Linked DNA regions of Mus musculus: region 2 is linked to region 1. The links are chromatin loops, found by intact Hi-C in ENCODE. Cell type or tissue: left cerebral cortex. All regions are shown on one strand.

What was found. A loop is a pair of places that touch in the nucleus more often than their neighbours do. Peaks named below come from ENCODE experiments on the same cell type or tissue, not always from the same donor. Only the 100,000 strongest peaks of a DNase experiment are listed, where the experiment ranks them.
Region 2: it touches region 1 in a loop (8-fold over the local background); 2 of 42 quality-filtered maps call a loop at or near these places.

What each region holds. Positions count from the first base shown.
Region 1 is chr14:117,894,229-117,896,728 of GRCm38, reverse strand. All of the region lies in intron 6 of Gpc6 (glypican 6), which reads right to left. Gm52110 (a long non-coding RNA gene) reads left to right here. Exons shown (of 3, transcript XR_003951109.1): 3 at 1-2,500. Among named protein-coding and RNA genes, the nearest start is that of Gm52110, 14 kb to the left of the region's middle. In left cerebral cortex, no CTCF peak of the experiment used is centred here; DNase peaks (open chromatin) are centred at 941 and 1,401; H3K4me3 peaks cover 849 bases; H3K27ac peaks cover 1,461 bases.
Region 2 is chr14:117,956,319-117,958,818 of GRCm38, reverse strand. All of the region lies in intron 7 of Gpc6 (glypican 6), which reads right to left. Among named protein-coding and RNA genes, the nearest start is that of Mir6239, 3.7 kb to the right of the region's middle. In left cerebral cortex, no CTCF peak of the experiment used is centred here; DNase peaks (open chromatin) are centred at 272 and 1,124; H3K4me3 peaks cover 87 bases; H3K27ac peaks cover 769 bases.

The sequences.
Region 1 (2,500 bases):
ATGTTTACTGTATTCCATTTGCATATTCTGTCAATGATTATTCATTCGTTAATATTCCTTCTTCATTTGTTTGGTGTAGTCCATCCTAGATTATGAAATCACACTCCTATTTACTGTGAGCTAATGGTTTAGGAAGCTCTGTGCCAGCTACTGTTCGCTGGAGGATGTCTAACAGAGTGGTGTCTTTGATGAGCAGGAACCCTGGCTTTTTGATGACACCAGCACGAAGCCCTCACTGTAAGCCGATCTTATGTGTCAGGGCGTTTTACTGAGTGCTACGCAACTGGGGAGAACGCAATACTCAAACGTGTGGATTGATTGGAAGTACAGAATGCATCAATTTGGATTTCAGCTACAGCCAAGGAATCCTGAAAGAAAGTTTCAAGTCTGAAGAGTCGAGTCAATCTATTAGCATCTTGTAAGACAGACCCGAATCTACATTAGTCCTATCTGAGTCTGAACAATGACATGGAGATCATGAAGGCTTTTCCTGAACTATTTATGAGACTGGAGGAGCCTTTAACTCAGAGTTGAACATGGTTTTTTATTTTATTATTATTATTTTTTTTTTTGGTAGATCGCCTCGAGACTGATTTTAGAGCACCCAGACTGAATAAAAAATGTGCAAAGTGTTTCCTCCTTTAAGACTTGCACTGCGTTTTTAATCACTCAAGGCTCCATAGCATTCTTTGGACAGGTCTCTCCAGCAGTGGTGGAGACTGTGTAGGCATTGTCTCCCAGGAAGTTATGTGGCTGGCTTTCTGAATTGTCTATCTTTCTCTTGGTGGTGTGCAAGCCCATTTGATGAAATCCAGTTATTCCCACTATTCTTTGATGTGCCTGAAAGAGTCAGTTCCCAAAGAGGGGAAACAGTCCAGAGTCTCTTGGCAGGAGCTGCGGATTCCACGGCGGCAGCAGCCTTTCCGTGGGTTTCCAGCAGCGCTCGCCGTTGAGTTAGATTTGTGCATCCTTCAAACCCACAGACTAAGCAGCATATCGCGGAGATAAGTCATCCCTTTTTATGGGTGTCTTCCGAGAGTCCCCACTTGGGCCCAATCAAGTGCAAAGCCCCTGAATGGAAAAGGCAGTTCTCTGCAGCCTCACGCTGCGTGTGTTGCCCGTAGAACAGCAAGAAGCACACGGAAGAAAGCCGGGTGCGCTGGTTTTCATGTATTTTATTTTCTCCTGGCTTTGAAGGCGCACTGCACTTTGCTGCTGTTATTACCAAGGGTGGAAATGAAACTGGGGTGTCTCAGTGGGGTTTTATAGCAAACAGACAAAGCAGGTTCAGGCAAGACAGGGCAGCCCATGATGGGAAGGGGATCGGGCAGAAGCAGTGTTTGCAGGGGTGAGTGGGGCGTAATTTATTCAGCTGCAGCAGAGACTGGAAGCCAATCTAACTCTGACCCACTTATCTTTAGGAAATGAATTAAAGTAGAGAGTCTGGTGTGGTGTTGTTGGAGAAGGTTTGCTTTTCCTTATTCAAGCTAAGCAAAGATGGAAAGGTGTGGGTGTGTGCGCGCAAGTGTGTGTGTGTATGTACGTGTGTGTATGTACGTGTGTGTGTGTGTGTGTGTGTGTGTGTGTTGGGATAGACTGTGGAAGGGATCAGTTCCAACCCCAAAAGAGGGGCTGAATCCCCAGAAAATAAAAGGGCTTCTTAAATCCAGCCTGACACGCTTTGAAATGCAAAGTGGTGGGCCCCTGGCCGAAGACTCCTCTGGGGTGGCAATGAAATGCCCTGGCAGTTTGAAGTGAAAAACTATTGCCCAATCCTCACAACCCAGGCTTCCTAAATCACACCCAAATGTCCCAGAGGCATGGGAGAACACTTTTTACGAGTGGCATTTTACTCTGAAAACAGTATTAGCCACCAGGCTGGACAACAAGTTCCCAGTGTTTCTGCCATAAATGTTTTGTTTCAAAGCAATAATTAAAAAATATATATATATATATATATAAAGTCCTCGCTGCACCTCCCCTCCAGCCAGGTTGGAGACTGAACCTCGGACTGTGTATATACTAGGACAGCAGAGACCCCCAAAGTGCATATCTTGATGGTGTTCGGTCATTTCTTAAGCCTGTCTGGGGGATTATTAATAACAGCTTTGGTTCTACAAACACACCCGTGAATTGAGGAAGACGCAACTCCGTCTTCCACCTTTCATTATTCCCATTGGATTCTTTGCATCCTAAACACAGTCTCCTCCCCCTCCCCCTCCTGGCCCCTCCCTCCATACCCTTCTCCCCTCCCCATCCACTCCTCCTAATGTTTCTCTTCAGAGAAGGACAGGCTCTCAAGGGTATCAATCAAACATAGCGTATCACGTTGCAATAAGACTAGGCACCTCTTTTGTCAAGGCTGGACCAGGGGTGATCCGGTAGGAGGAAAACGGTCTCAGATGCCCAAGCTGGCAAAAGAGTCAGAGACAAGCTCTGGTGCCACAAGAAGACCAACAGTAGAATTGGGGATATCTCAGGGATGAGCTAGAAACCTACT
Region 2 (2,500 bases), 62 kb before region 1:
GTAGCAATGATAAACCTCAAGGACTGTAGGCTAAGTGACAGGCAGGGGCACTACACGATTTCACGCCTATGAGCTACCTACGACAGCTTGCTCTCCCATTGGCCCACCAGGGAACGCCCCTGACCCTCCTCCAGTGCAGCGGCAGAACTTCTACTGTGCCACATTTGAAGGCTGCCAGTTTTCTTCTCAGAAGATTTCTCACCACCCCAATGTGTTCCTCTGGCTGGGTACAGATGGAGTATTTTACAGTTCTTTAAAGTACGGCTAGATGTTTCGGGGGCATCCTTCGCTTTCAGACTAAAGCAGTATCATTCTGGCAGGCCTGCTGACGCACTCTCTTCACAGATCTCCCATCCCCAGACATCATCCATCTGCTCAGATTTACCCAGTCACGGCTCACAGCGGCTGGCAAGGCTGACTGACCTGTTTTCTGGATTGTTCCATTTCCCCTACTTCTTACAAGTTACTATGCCTACCCATTGGTCTTGGGAAGGACTTCCTTGGGGGATATAGTGGTTCTGGGAGGATCTGATGTTTTGAAACACCATGGTGGCTCTCTGTAAGAACTATCTGCAATGGGTCAAATCAATCTATATTCCTTAGCCAGGTCCTTAGTTACCTCCTCCCAGAGGTGTTTTGTGTTTGTGTAGTGCTGGATGTCCTGGAACTACTTCTGCACACCAGGATGGTCTCAACTTCACAGAAATACCTTCGACTTCTGAGTGTTGCTATTAACGGTGCGCTCCACCAAGAGCAGGCACCCAGAAGGCATTTTCAGGAAAGGACATATGGACAGCAATGCATTAACCCATAGGGAGCAGAAATGATCTTTGCTAGTTCTATAGTTCTATGGGGTGAGGGAAGGGTCTGGCAATGATGGACAAAAGGGCTCTACCTAACCCCAGATGACCAACATCCTATCAGACAACCAGCGTGGGGGTGGAACATGAGTTTCACACTGTATCCTTTATCTGCGGCTTGCCCTGCCCTTCTTTGTGGATAGTGGGTCCTGAGAAAGAGACATCAATCCTAGAGGAAGTTACAGGTCACGCTGTTTACTGCAGCTGTGTCCTAAGAAAGCAGAATTCTGCTGTCCGAGAGCGGTAAGTCAAGAGCCCGAGTGAACCGTAATAGTGAGCTTGTTTCTCCTACGTTTTGTGGCTGGGCAGAGCTCTGTCACGTTCATCCTAACCGTAGACGAGTTTTATTTCCCTCTAAGCCTGTGCTTTGCTGCCTCCCACCTCATCAGTCTTCCCAGCTCCCGCACAGACAGCCCATTCTGGACACAGGTTGCCCAGACGTGCTTCTCAGGTGTGACTGATGGCCGCACATGTCCTCCTAGGCTCTCCAGCTTCACCCTGGGACCTTTAGGAGGCCCAGATTTGTAGCCTGCTCCATGAGTCTTTGATTCCCCCCCCCTTTGGCTTTCTAGATTATAATCGATTTCCCCTGTAAGTTACCAGCTTCCCCTTAGTTCCTATTTGTCTGAGTTGAGTCAGAATGCTCCGCTGTCTTCCCCCAGCCACCCCTAGAAGTTGCTTAGGTCAGTGAAAACTGGGAGACGTAGGAGTTCTACCTGTCACTCACTTCCTGCTGGTCACTGAAGGTGAGCCCTAGATTCCTCTTGCAGGCCACAGACACTGACAGAGATGTTAAGGAAAGGTCTGTGTTTGCTCTTTGGATCAGTAGTGTGAGCCTCTGAGCATGGACTGCTGGGAGCTGGACTTTCAGTGTGTTTTTAGTCCAGTTCTTTATGAATTTGGAGGGTGGGACTTTCAGAAATAATGAGTTGAGGTGGGTGCTGAGAACCAAACTTTGGTTCTCTGCGAGAGCAACATGTGCTCTTAACCCCTGAACCCTCTTACCAGACCAACTGTCCAGTATTTTAAAGGACTCCTCGCTCTGGCAATCCTCACTCGGAACTACAGATGTGTGGATCCAACATCAGCAGTAGCTATGTGGCCTGGGAGCTTGTTAGAAGCACCAAACCTCACTCAGGCCTTGTTTATAGCTCCATTTCTGTGGCCGTGATAAAAAAAAAATACCCTGACATACAGAAACTGAGGGGAGTAAGGGTATGTTCAGCTTACAGACCCGGGTTATTATCATCAAGGGAAGTCAGGGCAGAACTCAGTAGCAAGGCACACCACATCCACAGCCACGAGCCCAAGAAAATAGATGTGTGCATTCTTGCTTGTTTTATTGCTACTCATCCATCAGTATTCTCCTCTCTTATATGGTTCTAGAACTCTTGCCCAGGGAATTACCCTGCCCACAGTGGATTGGGTCTTCCTATATCAATTAGCAATCAAGACAATCTCTCACCAACAAGCCTATGAGTCAACATGATCTAGAAAATCCCTTATTGAGACTCTCTTCCCATATAACTTGAGGCAGTGTCAAATGAACAATAAACACTATCCAGCACATGGACCATCTCAAACTCACGGCTTTGCTCAGCTCTGGCTCTCTAACAAAAATGCCACGAACTGGATGGCTT